Regions from separate parts of the Homo sapiens genome. Here region 1 is linked to region 2. Evidence: chromatin contacts called from ENCODE Hi-C or POLR2A ChIA-PET data. All regions are on one chromosome and are shown on one strand. Each heading gives the region's core, a stretch centred on a gene start or an enhancer-like site at or near the end of the contact. The rest is flanking DNA. Distances are from core to core; before and after follow the strand shown. Region 1 overlaps JARID2 (jumonji and AT-rich interaction domain containing 2). Region 2 overlaps JARID2 (jumonji and AT-rich interaction domain containing 2).

What was found. Hi-C counts contacts between places; a loop is a spot of excess contacts on that map. ChIA-PET counts read pairs that join two places held with the same protein, here RNA polymerase II (POLR2A). Pooled maps may share reads with other maps.
Region 1: a pooled map shows a loop between it and region 2 (2.1-fold over the local background). The contact joins two enhancer-like sites. A Hi-C loop is called at or near these places in 2 of 37 single-sample maps with no recorded cell type and 4 of 50 pooled maps. POLR2A ChIA-PET finds 5 or more read pairs at or near these places in 9 of 52 experiments (CD8-positive, alpha-beta memory T cell, GM12878, PC-3 and 6 more).

The regions. Positions count from the first base shown.
Region 1 is chr6:15,416,888-15,424,405 of GRCh38, reverse strand. All of the region lies in intron 3 of JARID2 (jumonji and AT-rich interaction domain containing 2), which reads right to left. Among named protein-coding and RNA genes, the nearest start is that of DTNBP1-AS1, 130 kb to the left of the region's middle. RefSeq lists an enhancer at 1,847-1,906. Within about 2 kb of position 3,130, at least 8 of the 41 ENCODE cell types and tissues checked have a DNase peak (open chromatin) inside an H3K27ac peak, as active enhancers do; they include GM12878, where a contact is called at or near this core.
Region 2 is chr6:15,282,678-15,290,380 of GRCh38, reverse strand. All of the region lies in intron 1 of JARID2 (jumonji and AT-rich interaction domain containing 2), which reads right to left. Among named protein-coding and RNA genes, the nearest start is that of JARID2-AS1, 38 kb to the right of the region's middle. RefSeq lists enhancers at 2,516-2,565, 2,586-2,635. Within about 2 kb of position 2,545, at least 3 of the 41 ENCODE cell types and tissues checked have a DNase peak (open chromatin) inside an H3K27ac peak, as active enhancers do; they include GM12878, where a contact is called at or near this core.

The DNA.
Region 1 (7,518 bases), core at 1,881-4,380, 130 kb before region 2:
ATAAGACTGGGCTAGAAAAACATGTTTGACACTAAGCCACAACATTTGGAGGATTGTGGAGGGAGAACTCCTCCTGGTGTAAATCAATTCCAAATCAAAATAAGCCAAGAAGGGCTTGAAGATCAAGAGACAGTCAATGGCCAGGCACAGTGGCTCATGACTGTAATTCCAGAAATTTGGGAGGCCGAGGCAGGAGGATCACTTGAGGCTGGGAGTTTGAGACTAATGTGGGCAACAAAGCAAGACCCCATCTCTTAAAAAAAAAAAAAAAAGAGGCAGCCAGGGATGAATACATACAGGTCTATCCACGTCTGTGTGCCTCCCAGAAAGAGTTTAGGAATGCGGGCTCAGATGTCTAAGCAGTGAAAGTAGTAAGTACTGGCCAAACAACGCAGACCAACGAGGGGATGAAGCCTGACCACTAGAGAAAGGGACCAGAGGTTAACAAAAAGACCCTCCGGGAGAGGAGGTGTCTTGGGGAAAACAAAAACGGAGCTCCACCCAAAGACAGGGCACCTGCAAAGGCACAGCAGCACCATAAAGGTATTCACAGTTGCAGGAACCCAAAACACTGGTCACCAGACACATGTTCACACCTCTTCCCTATCACGGCCCCAAGGGAAGCAGAGGCCAGCAAGGAGTGGAGATGAGAAGTGACAAGCTTCTCCAGCATCCTGCAAACAGATATCCCATACCAAGGATAAAACGTACGTGCTCAGCCCAGGGTGAGGTCAAGCATACAGAGGTACCTCTCAGACTTAATTATCCTGATCTAGGTAGTAACAATTTGAAATGGAACCTGCAGTCCATCCTGCCACGTAAGCCACACAAATCTACCCACACATGACCCATAAAAGTGAACTTAAAATACCAGCCTGTCTTTGTCCCATGACTCAGGAACAACTTGCCCCACAGTGTTACACCAACAAACCACATTCCCCATCCAAACTCTTCCTTCTGTGATGTTGAACTCTACCTCCTATATTAATCCTTCTGAATTTAGTAGTTGCACAATTCTTCCCAAAAGCCAAAACCACTATCCTGTCCCCAACCTCAAAAAACGAGCTGGACCTCAGCTTTCTTTCCAATGACAGATGACTGGGATGCAGGCCAGGCATAGTGGCTCACACCTGTAATCCCAACAATGGGAGGCTGAGTCAGGCAGATCAACCAAGCCCAGGAGTTCGAGACCAGCCTGAGCAACATGGTGAAAACCTACTTCTACAAAAAATGAAAATAATTAGCTGGACGTGGTGGCACATACCTGTAGTCCCACCTACTTGGAGGCTGAGACAGGAGGATCACTTGCACCCAGGACGCGGAGGTTACAGTGTGCCGATATCGTAACACTGCACTCCAGCCTGGGCAACAGAGCCAGGCCCTGTCTCAAATAAATGTTTAAAAAAAAAAAAAAAAAAAAGACTAGGCTACACCTGTAAGCCTTGATAGCATAGTCAAGTAGGCCTAACCCATGAGAAGACAAGATGGACTCAACAACAGGCGTCATTAATGAGAAAAAAGGAGCTGCTTCCTGTAAACTGGAGCAATACAAAAGATTGTTTTATAATCCCAAAACAGAGTCACATAAGCAGTATTCTGCCAAGCACTTAAAATTCTGAGAGAGGGAGGGGGAGCGGGGAAGCCCACACAAAACCAGTCAGATTTCGTGTTTATTTGACCAGCTTCATCTATTGTGTAGACACCCATGGTGGGGCTCTATTTCCTGATGGGGAAGCAGAAGTGGGGAGACACAGCCACCATCTTGGGTACCCCTAGAGCAGAGGTGAGAAATTGTGAGTTAAATGAGGTCTGAACCAAGGGTTTTTGCTGCAGGGAAAGAACCTGACCACGAATGTCGATGAGCAGCATGTGCAGCCTCCAGGAAACAGAGCATGCACAGCCCAGCGAGAATTGCTGGCACACTCAGAAAACGCTTCCTTAGCTCTGTGCTATCCAACCTCAGACACTGAAACCCAGGAACTCAGGTTCACCTTGCTGATCAAGGTGAAGGCACAGTGCGTGAAATACAAACTTCCCTCCCACACTTGGAAGATTTCCATGGGAAAGGTGAATATGCACAAGCAAGCACTGTGATGTGAGCCACCCCAAACCTACCAACTCCAGCTCACTGCAGGAAAAGTAAAGAAAAAGAGTATTCGTCCAGAAGGACAGAGAACCACCCACTAAAATCAACAAGTAATCACAGATCTACTTGCAGCAGCTACCTGAAACAACAGTCAGCTGAGCTGGGCCCTCTCCTGGACGCGCTTCTCTCCAGGGTCCTTAAACAAAAGGACCTCTAACATTGGAGGACCCAAGAGAGGATTTCGGGAGCTGTAGGTTCTGCTCAAGATAAGCTAAAACTTTTCCCCTTTCTATCCATCGCTCAGTTTATAATGAAGCAAGGCATTTCATGTACTTCAGAAAAGAAGGAATACATCCCTTGGCAGAAGAGATTATTTACTAGAAGAGGTCAGCTGAAGAGTAACACTAGGCATGACAGCAAGAGGTGCCCCTCAGCACAGTTGTGGACCAGGCCAGACCCCAGTTCAAACTGCACCCCCACCCCCAGTACAGCTCACCAAGCCAACTGCTGTCCAGATGCACACACCTGAAAATTCAGACCTACATTTGCTACAACTTATGGAAGGTGACATGGTACAGTGGCAAAGTCCAGGCATTATAGATGTGAAAGCTTAGATCCAAATCCTATTAACTCAGCTGCCAAGTGAGGGTGGTAAAACCTTAAAAACAGGTATTTCAAAAGAATTAAGGTAAAAATTTTTAGCACAATATTATCTAGGCTAAGGTCAGTTCTTCCTAACGGAAGAGACAGATTACATAGCTTCAAAGAAGGACTTCTAATAGTCACAGGCTTTATTATGGAATGGAGTTTACTATTTTTATTATAGGCCGAATGCTTATGTTTATTAATTTTGAATTTTTTTTCTTGGAGTCAGGGCTTACTTACGCTGTTCACCTTTTTTTTTTTTTAAAGACTAACAAAACTAAATGAAAAGCTATGACCGTGGCTAGTTCCATTTCCTGATGGTACGTGTCTCTCTCACACTCTCATTCAACATTCAAAGAACAGAAAGAACTTCCGCTTTTAGTGAAGCTAGACAGGATTTATACCTCTTGCCTGTCTGAAAGAACTAAAAATCCACACAAAACAACGGCCACCATATAGCAACATACTGTGATCCCTGACGGATGGAAAACAAATGATCCCTCCAGCTCACTGCCCTGAGAGAATGTCCAGGCTGCAGCAGTTACGGAAAGGGCAAGCAGAGCCGGGGTTGAGAAACACAAGGGGAGGCCAAGGTGATATAATGTGTAAGGCAGAGCACAGCAGAGGCCAGAGCCACACAGACAACAATGGAATCTGCCAAAGGCGCTCCTCATGTCTTCCGCTGAGTACTAACAAGCACATTTGTGTTAGGAAGCTACCCAAGAGAAAGTATTTCCAGAAAGGATTAGCAGGAACAGTATCCAAATTGTAAAAGCACCAGGAATAGTGCCCATTCTTACTAGCCTACATGGTAAACATAATCCATAGGACATCAAGTAAAATACTCGTAAGGGTTTTTGCCTGAGTAGCAGGGAAACAATGCCTCACAGTAAACACTGCTTTGGCCCTACCTAACCATGCTTGAAACCAAGATCCAAACAGATCAAACTGTTCCCTAATAATCAGATCTCAGAACAATGCTCAAGAATATGTAGAGAAATACGAACATTTCCCACAGCCAGAGAAAAATTTAGTGTCTGTCAAGTAATAAAAAGCTACCAGACATGCAAAGATGCAGGAAAATATGACTGATGAGGAGGAAGATTAATCAATCAAAACTGTTTTGTAAATAATGGAAGACAAAAATAGCACATATACTCAAATATCTCTTGTAACTGTACTCCACATGTTCAAGAAACACCAAAGAATAAGCATATTACTAGAGACACTGAAGATTATGGAAAGACCAAAATCTAACTTCTTTTTTTTTTTTTTATGGAGTCTTGCTCTGTCACCCAGGCTGTAGTGCAGTGGTGTGATCTTGGCTCACTGCAACCTCCGCCTCCTGGGTTCAAGCAATTCTCCTGCCTCAGCCTCCTGAGTAGCTGGGATTACAGATGCGCACCACCACGCCCAGCTAATTTTTGTATTTTTAGTAGAGACAGGGTTTCACCATGTTGGCCAGGAAGGTCTTGAACTCCTGACCTGGTGATCCACCCGCCTCGGCCTCCCGAAGTGCTAGGATTACAGGCGTGCCCAGCTGTAACTTCTAAAATATAATAACAATGTCTGAGATAAAAGATATATTCAATAGTCTTACCAGCAGATTTAGGGTATAAACTATCTAAAATGCAACATACAGATCAAAAAAGGAACAAAACACATGAGCTATGGGACAACTTCAGAGTAATATATATGAAAATTAGGTCCCCAAAGGGGAGACGAATGCACACGAAAATATTTGAAATAATAATGGCTCTAATTTTTCCATAGTAAATGAAATCTACAAACCTAATACACTCAATGAATCTCAAACTCTGGAAATAAAAACTGCCAAGGCACATCGTATCAAATTGCCTAAAACCAGTAAGGGATTCAAAAGAAAATTGTGGTAAATGATTGCTCCTACAAAGCTATGAAAATAACAACAGGATTCTCATCAGAAATGATGCACATCGGGACAGTGGGGCAGTGTCACTGAAGTACTGATGGTGAATGACTATTAACCTAAAATTTTATACCCAGCAAAAATATCTATAAGAAATGAAGGTGTATTTTGTATAACTGCATGTAATTCTACAATTATCATAAAAGTATTTTTTTAATGTGGGTGAAATGAGATCTTCCCAGACATACAAAAGCTGAATGATCAACAGCAGACCTAATGTTAGAAATGTTAAAATCCTTCAAGCAAAAGCAAATGCAAATGATACTAGAAACAAAAATGGCAACTACGTAGATAACTTGAAACAGAAGATAGGCGAGATTTACCCATATTTACTTTATATTTACTTCCACATCTTTTGTGTTCAAAACTGCCACATCATAATCTATTACTCAATTTTTCTTTACTTTCTGTAGTAGAGAGTACATTTCACCCATGATAACTCTAAAGTTGAAAATTAAACTAGTACTTCTCTTATTTATAAAATATATCTCCAGGTTGTAAGAACAAAATAAACTCCAAATAACCTGATCAGTGGAAGCTTCTAAATATAAATCAAGGGTTAAGAGAAATGTTAAGCCTTTTGCTGATTGTTTTGCTTTCACTTTTTTGCATTTAATAGTAAATTATACTACTAATTTATTTTTGATACAGGAATGAGTAAAAACTAGGCACTTATTTAATATAATTCCAATTATTAAGGATGCTCACTTTGAATAATCCCAATTCATGCATGCTATCAAGAAGATTCGTATACATTTGGGCTTATCTTCCTTTCAAACTCGAAGTAAATAAAAGTATTTTATACCATCAAAGTAACTCAGACCAAAAAGAATAAGGAACACAGTCGTGCAGACAATGTAGCTGTGAATATCATACCTGTTAAAAGCCTGAGAGAATTCTCACCACTTTCAACATGTCTTCATATCCAGAGGCATGTCATATCTCAGAGTACACTGAGTTATGAAATCCATACACTTCCAATGATTCTTTACATTCAAAATTCAATCTAATAGGACAAACAGTGTTTAAACTAAGTCCTATTGGATCGAAAGCCTAACTAAAATACAGCAGCTCCTTGTTTAACAAAAAAGTTACATCCCTTTAGAGACAGAGTCGGTACTTCTGTACTAGTTAAATAGAAACTCTTAAGAGTTTTTATTTTAAAGTCTGTTAGTACACAAAAAGCAATATACCCTTCTAAAGAATATAGTTGACCGGGCACAGTGGCTCATATGCCTGTAATCCCAGAACTCTGGGAGGACGAGGCGGGCGATCACGAGGTTAGGAGATAGAGACCATCCTGGCCAACATGGTGAAACCGTCTCTACTAAAAATACAAAAATTAGCCAAGTGTGGTGGCATGCACCTGTAGTCCCAGCTACTCAGGAGGCTGAGGCATGGAATGGCTTGAACTCGGGAGGGCGGAGGGTGCAGTGAGACGAGATCATGCCACTGCACTCCAGCCTGGCGACAGAGCAAGACTGTCTTACCAAAAAAAAAAAAAAAAAAAGAGGAATATAGTTAACAAGAGATCCCAACACTAAACATTAGGGTTCTGGGTCTCTCCCTAAGGTGAAGCAATGACTAATGCATGAGCAGCCACGATGGAATCTCCTCACCCCACCACTCTTGCCTGCTCCATTCAGGCAAATACTAGGTCGCACCAAGCTCGGCAGAGGAAATTTACAACATACACCACAGGGTCCTTCCCGTGACTCAATAACTTCAAAAGAGGGAGTACCCATACATTTCCATCTGCCTACAGATGGCTGTGGTAGGGCTGACAGAGAGGAAAGATATAAATCATTTGTGTAAATTAAAAACCCTCTGAAACAAGTCAGAGAAGTCTCGAAAGGATGTGCATACTCACATGTAGCAATTCATGTGTCACATATACTGACAATGGCTACTAACATCTAACATACAGAGTACCATTTATACATGAGAATTTTTTATTTATTTATTCGCTTATTTAGTTTTTTTTTGAGACAGAGTCTGGATCTGTCCCCCAGGATGGAGTGTGATGGCACGATCACAGCTAACTGCAACCTCCATCTCCCAGACTCAAACGATCCTCTCATCTCACCCTCCTGTAACTGGGACTACAGGCTCATGTCAACAGGCCCAGCTAATTTTTTTTGTATTTTTTGGTAGAAATGGAGTTTCGCCATATTGCCCACGCAGGTCTCTCCAACTCCTGGATTCAAGTGGCCGGCCGGCCTCAGCCTCCCAAAGTGCTGGGGTTATAGGTGTGAGCCATTGCACCCAACCAATACACCAAAATTCTCTTCAAGAATTAATTTATTCAGGTCACAAAACACCATCAGGCAGTTACTACTGTGATTCACATCTTTCAGATGAGAGAACTAAGGCCCAGACATATTATATAACCTGCCCAACAGGTATGATACAATACCTGTTGCATTATATAACACAACAAGTAAATGTTCAAGATATAATGAGAAGTCACACAGCCTGGCCCCAGTCTATACTCTTATGCTGCACCACAGTCTCCACAAAACCCGCTTAAGAACCACTGTTCTCGTGAAATTTTTCTACCCTCTTCCCCCTACTCACCCACAGATAAAAATAAACAGTTAATCTTGCTCTCTATTTTAGTCGCCAACTCAGATGACCTCTTTTGAATCGTACACTTCAGATCTCGTATTTACTTGCATCTAAAAATATACCATCACCAAATTAACTGTACATTATCGTTTCATTCCTCAAACAAATAATCCTCACCTCCATAACCATCCTTCCAAAGAGTTTCTGACCACAAGTCCACACCCAAATGACCAAAATCCATCCATTCTGGTTTCTACACATACTGAGAGAC
Region 2 (7,703 bases), core at 1,296-3,795:
AGGAAAACATGACTACAAAGAGTCTTGAACACTAATGTTCACAGCAATAACAGCCAAAAATGGGAAACAATCTAAAGTTTATCAGCCAGCACATCAATAAATTGTGGTATGTCCATACGATGAAGTATTATTTGGCAATGAAATGAAATGAACTGATAAATACAACAACATGAATAATCTGAGACCATTATGCTGAAAATAATGGACAAGCTATAGTGACAGATATCAAAACAGTGGCTGGGAGGGGATGAGGAAACACATTTGGAGTAATGAAAATATTCTCTATTTCAATTGGGTGGTGATTACATAGGTATGTATAATTAACAAAACTGTATGCTTGAAATGGGTGCATTTGACTGTCAATTATACAGCAATAGAAGCTCACTAATTTGTCTGAGAAAAATTTAAAATCTTCTCCCTCCTTCTTTCCATGAAGACAAGTGGTTTAGTGACTTGTACATTCCACAATTTTGCCAAGTGCAATACACAGTGCTTCTTGTCCCAATTATATCATGTTTTTTATTTTTGTTTTTTTGAGACAGAGTCTCACTCTCTCACCCAGGCTGGAGTGCAGTGGCACCATCTCAGCTTACTGCAACCTCCGCCTCCTGGGTTCAAGTGATTCTCCTGCCTCAGCCTCCTGAACAGCTGGGATTACAGGAATACACCACCACGCCCGTGTGTATTTTTAGTAGAGACAGGGTTTTACCTTGTTGACAAAGCTGGTCTCAAACTCCTGACCTCAAGTGACCCACCTCATCCTCCCAAAGTGCTGGGATTACAGATGTGACTCACTGCGCCCGGCCTTAAAACATGGTTTTTTTTTTTTACAATTTAAAGAGTAAGAAGGGGCTGGGCAGTGGCTCATGCCTGTAATCCCAGCACTTTAAGAGGCCGAAGCGGGAGGATTGCTTGAGCCCAGGAGTTTGAGACCAGCCTGGGCAACACAGCAAGACCTGTCTCTATTTTAATATAATAGTAACAAACGATTTAAAAAATAGAAGAATTGGCTTTATGTAACAAAATAAAAGATTTTCTTTTTAGACAGTTACCCACAAAAGAAGGACACCAGACTACTGCTGACAGTGTTCTGCATGCACCATTCTTAACTATTTTTCATTATTCTTTTTTATTTATTTATTTTGCTCTCGCCCTGCCTTATGGTGCTGACTCTTCATTATTCTTGTGTCCCTCGATGCTTCCCTTGGACTTACCCTTCTGCTGGAGGAAATCATATTCACTTCTTCAAGCCCCAGCTCAAGTGCCACCTCGTTGGATTAACTGTTAACGGGGTTTCACCAACCCCAATCAAGATCATTCATTTGTCTGTGCTGTCCCCAGTGGTGACACTTCTCCTCCCTCCGTGGCTTGGACAACCACCCCTGCTCCTTGCCCCCAGTCCCTCAGTCTGAGCTCCACTATCCACTGCTCACTAACGAGAGAAGCTGACTCATCTCCGGCTTGGGTACCAGAGCTTACTAGCTGCTTTAAGGGTAGACCCTTCTTCACCTCGCCAGGAGGCAAAATCCAAGTAAGATTCACCATTGTAACCCCACAGGGCCTAGTTATGCCCTACAATAAGATCTCCTTTAACTGTAGAGAGAAGAAAAAGACTTCAATAGAAGCTCAAAGGGGTCTTAGGAGGGAACTCCCTCATTTTTGCAAAGGATCAAGCTGAGGCCTGAATAAAGTACACACTGATATAATACATGTGAAACATACTGGCCACTTACTATGTGTGAGCCACTGAGAAACAATCAGACTATCTTCATATAAACTATAAACAGCTAACATATAAAATCCCACCCTTGTGGATCTTATATTCCACTGCAAAGATTCAGACAAACAAGTAATAACGTTGGGCACTCGCTTGATATAGTTCAGATATTTGTCCCCACTCAAATTTCATGTTGAAATGTAATGTCCAGTGTTGGGGGACAGGGCCTGGCAGGAAGTGTCTGGGTCATAGGGGTGGATCCCTCATGGCTTGGTGCTGTCCTAGCAATCGTGAATGAGAGTTCTTGTGATATCTGGGTGTTTAAAAATTGTGTGGCATCTCCCCTTTTCTCCAACCCCCACCTCCTGACCATGTGAGGTGCCTGCTCCCACCCCTCCCACCTTCTGCCATGAGCAAAAACTCCCAGAGGCTTCCCCAGAAGCTAAGCAGCCATGTTTTGTGTACAGCCTGCAAACTAAGAGCCAATTAAACCTCTTTTCTTTATAAATTACCCAATCTGAGGTATTCCTTAGAGCAATCCAAGAATGGCCTAATATGCCACCATACCACCAATGTGCCTTCCCCTTTGCCGTGGTGGTCACTCTTTGGGACTGTCACACCTCCTGAGCTTTTCTCACAAGCTTTGTTCCATCTGCCTCAACTGCTATTTGTGTCATCCAAGATACAAGTATTCAAAGGCTGCCTGTGACACTGTGCTAGGTACTGGCAGATCAACGGTAAATGGGGCAGAAACAGTCACCACACCCCGAAAGCTCACAGAGCTCACAAATGGGGAAGTGGGTATTATACAATGCTTTTCATAAATGTCCATGATTCAAAGTGCTGAAATGAGTAGAGGGTGCAGCTATGGGCATGTTTAACATGGGCTCCTAACCTAGACATGTCTCCTCGAGGAAATGACACCGAAGCTAAGGCCAAGGTAAGACTCCCCTGACAACAGTGGGATAGCTCCAGACAAAGGCAGCAACTGCAGGAAGAAGGAAAAGAGATTCTCAGAGGTTCTGAAGTCTGTGAACTTGAATAGGGAAACAGTCCCATATTCACTTTCACCAATCTCTTGCTGAAATGTAACATTCCCTTATATTTTGAATATACGCCACACACCAAAAATGTAATTCTGTGTGAGTTTGGTATCAACACAAAAAATTGCAAATACTCTTATACTGATTTACAGTGGTTGCAGATTATCTTGAAATAACATCATTATTTTAAAATTACAATAATTAGACCCACTATGAGGACTTGTTATTCAACAAAGGACAAAGAAACATATTACCATATCACAAATTTGTTCTTTATCATTTTGATGGCTATATTTCAATGTCATGGGTCCCCTCTGTAATCCTGGGTATTTTACTTAAAAAAGTATTTGGAAATATTTTAAGAAGGGGTCACACATTTCACCCGATTGCAAAAGCACTTTTAGGAAAAAGAACCTATGATTAGAGAACAAGGAAAGAAAGGATCAAGAGGGGTTTTTTTGTTTGTTTGTTTGTTTGTGTTTTCTTTTTTTTTGAGATGAGAGTTTCACTCTTGTTGCCCAGGCTGGAGTTCAATGACGCCATCTGGGCTGACCGCAACCTCCGCCTCCCAGGTTCAAGCCTCAGGTTCAAGATTATCCTGCCTCAGCCTCCGGAGTAGCTGGGATTACAGGCGCCTGCCACCACAGCCAGCTAATTTTGTATTTATTATTTTTCTGACAATGGGAAAGAGGCAGCAGTTGTAATATGGATGGCTGTTATTCCTATTACCTTCTATTAAGAGGCGCTTTTTTTTTTTTTGAGATGGAGTCTCGCTCTGTCGCCCAGGCTGGAGTGCAGTGGCATGGTCTCGGCTCACTGCAAGCTCTGCCTCCCGGGTTCACGCCATTCTCCTGCCTCAGCCTCCCAAGTAGCTGGGACTACAGGCGCCTGCCACCACACCCAGCTAATTTTTTTTGTATTTTTATTAGAGACGGGGTTTCACCGTGTTAGCCAGGATGCTCTCGATCTCCTGACCTCGTGATCCGCCCGTCTCGGCCTCCCAAAGTGCTGGGAATACAGGCGTGAGCCACCACGCTCTGCCAGCAAAATTTCAATCGAAACACTGCAATGAGCCGGGCACTGTACCTCATGCCTGTAATCCCAGCACTTTGGGAGGCCAAGGCGGGTGGATCATGAGGTCAGGAGTTCAAGAACAGCCCGGTCAACATGGTGAAACCCCGTCTCTAGTAAAAATACAAAAATTAGCCGGGTGTGGTGGTGGGCACCTGTAATCCCAGCTACTCGGGCGGCTGAGGCAGAGAATCATTTGAATCCGGGAAGCAGAGGTTGCAGTGAGCCGAGATCACACCACTGCACTCCAACTCGGGTGACAAAGTGAGACTTCATCTCAAAAAAAAAAAAAAAGAATTCTTCCAATTATAAAATTAGATTGCTATTCTAACTCACATTCTATTATTGAAGTCTCACATTTTCAAAGAAAGCATTTCTGTTGTTTGTACTTGTTAACTTACTTAGCCACTCACCCAAAGGAGAGTCAAGCAATTGGCTTGTAGATGGCGCTACTGCACTCCAGCCTGGGAGACAGAGTGAGACTCAGGAAACAAACAAACAAGAAAAAGGAAACACTGCACTGAAAGGAAAAACTTCAAACTTCATATAACCAAGTTACAAAGAATAATCCCACTGCTCATAGTTATACATCAGAAATTGCAGGTTGTTGAGTCAACCACTGTCAACCTGCTGCTCTTTCATCAAGTGGGCTTTAAAATACAAGTGTGATACATAATGCATGTTTTATGCCAGCAAAATTCCTTTATACAAGATTCCAAAGGCTCTCCAAATTCTTTTATTGCAAGATGAATTTTTTTAAAAGGATGCATGGCTAGAAATCACACTTACTGTATGCAATGTGGAATGACTTACGAGATGCTGCCTTCTTTTCTAGAATTGTTATCCTCTAACCTCGTTTATTGGGGAACATGTTAGAGAACTAGAAAAGGTCTCAGGAATAAAAAGCAATTTCAAAGTCCACGCATGAAAGCAATGATACCCTCTATCTGGGTTTAACTTTACCTCATGTTATATATATATATATGTATTTTTTTCCTTATTTGTCATTTTTAAGTCATTCTATGACCAGATGTTTAACTTTACTTCACAAAGTAATAACCTAGTTAACTGACTTCCCATATTGTAATTAATTGCATAATGAAAATATACTTAAAGTACACTGACGGCTGGGCGCGGTGGCTCACGCCTGTAATCCCAGCACTTTAGGAGGCCGAGGCAGGCGGATCACCTGAGGTTAGCAGTTGGAGACCAGCCTGGCCAACATGGTAAAACCCAGTCTCTACTAAAACAAACAAACAAAAAATACAAAAATTAGCTGGGCGTGGTGGCAGGTGCCTGTAATCCCAGCTACTCAGGAGGCTGAGGCAAGAGAATCGCTTGAACCCCAGAGGCGGAGGTTGCAGTGAGCCAAGATCGTGCCATTGCACTCCAGTCTGGAGAACAAGAGCAAGACTTCCTTTCAAAAAAAAAAAAAAAAAAAAACCCAGAAAGACTCACATTAATGCAAAAGTTCAATTCAATGCAATTGTTCTGAAATGTTTTCAAAGCAGTTACATCATTTAAAAGAAATTTCATGAATGCTAAATATGTACAACAGATGAGAGCAAGCAGTGACTGCAATCCAGGTGAGGGGCGCAGAGCCAGTTCTTAGGGTGACTCTACCAGACCCAACTAAAGCTGTTTGTTGAAGGGCAAGCTCCTAGCTTTATGTTTGCTGCCTTTCAAAAGTAAACACAATAGCATAATGGATGTTAACTCTTTTTCAACCTTATTTTGTCCTTTCTTATGAAGGATTATAAAACAGCCAGGCACAGTGGCTCACACCTGTAATCCCAGCACTTTGGGAGGCTGAGGTGGGTGGATCACCTGAAGTCAGGAGTTCAAGACCAGCCTCGCCAATATGGTAAAACCCCGTCTCTACTAAAAATACAAAAATTAGCCAAGCGTGTTGGCAGGCGCCTGTAATCCCAGCTACTTGGGAGGCTGAGGCAGGAGAATCGCTGGAACCCGGAATCGCGCCATTACACTCCAGCCTGGGAAACAAGAGCAAGACTTCGTCTCAAAAAAAAAAAAAAAAGGATTATAAAACTAAAAGGGAATTTACCTAGATTTTTATTTAAGTGGATCCTGAGTCTGGGAACTCTGGAGTATAGCCCAGAGCTGTTTCCTATATATCCATGGGATGTATGAAAACATTATTTAACACAGAATACTGATGGACATAACAATCAATGTATGCCAAGACTTGAAAAATTACACCATTTGGGACTTCAACAGGAATAAACCCTAAGACATCCATAATATGTGGCTGAAAGAAGAAATCATTTTTGAGGATTCCAGAGAAGTAAATTCCATATCAATTTAGTGGGTAGGGTGATGGGAGAGTGCAAGCTGGAGGGTGGTGTTTAGCTCAATGGGAGGTAATAAAAAGAAAGATAATTTCTCAGAACATTTTCGTATTCTTGGCGTCACAGAAGCATTCCTAAGCAAAGACATAAAACCCATAAAAGAAAACCAAACTGAACTACAGAAAAATTTAAAACTTCTATGAAAGAAAAAACACTATAAACATACTTAAAGGAGGCTGGATGCAGTGGCTCACGCCTGTAATCCCAGCACTTTGAGAGGCTGAGGCTGGCAGATTATGAGGTCAGGAGATGGAGACCATCCTGGCTAACATGGTGAAACCCCATCTCTACTAAAAATTCAAAAAAAATTAGCCGGGCATGGTGGCAGGCGCCTGTAGTCCCAGCTACTCAGGAAGCTGAGGCAGGAGAATGGCATGAACCCAGGAGGTGGAGCTTGCAGTGAGCCGTGATCGCGCTACTGCACTCCAGCCTGGGCAACAGAGTGACACTCCATCTCAAAAAAAAAAAAAAAAAATACTTAAAGGACAATGGACAGACTAGAAGAAAATATTTGCAACATATTTAATAAATATCAGAATGGCCGGGCACGGTGGCTCACGCCTGTAATCCCAGCACTTTGGGAGGCCCAGGCGGGCGGAGCACAAGGTCGGCAGATCGAGACCGTCCTGGCTAACACGGTGAAATCCCGTCTCTAATAAAAATACAAGAAAATTAGCCGGGCGTAGCTGGTGCATGCCTGTAGTCCCAGCTACTCGGGAGGCTGAGGCAGGAGAATGGCATGAACCCAGGAGGTGGAGCTTGCAGTAAGCCGCGATCACGCTATTGTGCTCCAGCCTGAGCCACAGAGTGAGACTCCATCTCAAAAAAAAAAAAAAAAATACTTAAAGGACAAAGGACAGACTAGGAGACAATATTTGCGACATATTCAATAAATACCAGAACGGCCGGGCGCAGTGGCTCACACCTGTAATCCCAGCACTTTGGGAGGCCAAGGTGGGCAGATCACAAGGTCGGCAGATCGAGACCGTCCTGGCTAACACGGTGAAACCCCGTCTCTAATAAAAATACAAAAAATTAGCCGGGCGTGGTGGCGGGCGCCTGTAGTCCCAGCTACTCGGGAGGCTGAGGCAGGAGAATGGCAAGAACCCGGGAGGCAGAGCTTACAGTGAGCCAAGATCGCGCCACTACACTCCAGCCTGGGCAACAGAGTGAGACTCCGTCTCAAAAAAAATAAAAAAAATAAAAAAATAGATAGATAGATAGATTTCAGGAACATGAAGTGCTCTGACAAAAAGTCATAAGAAAAAGACCAACAATCAGACCGGGCGGGGTGGCTCACGCCTGTAATCCCAGCACTTTGGGAGGCCGAGGTGGACCGATCACTTGAGGTCGGGAGTTCAAAACCAGCCTGACCAACATGGAGAAACCCTGTCTCTACTAAAAATACAAAATTAGCTGAGCATGGTGGCGCATGCCTGTAATCTCAGCTACTTGGGAGGCTGAGGCAGGAGAATAGGAACCCAGGAGGTGGAGGTTGCGGTG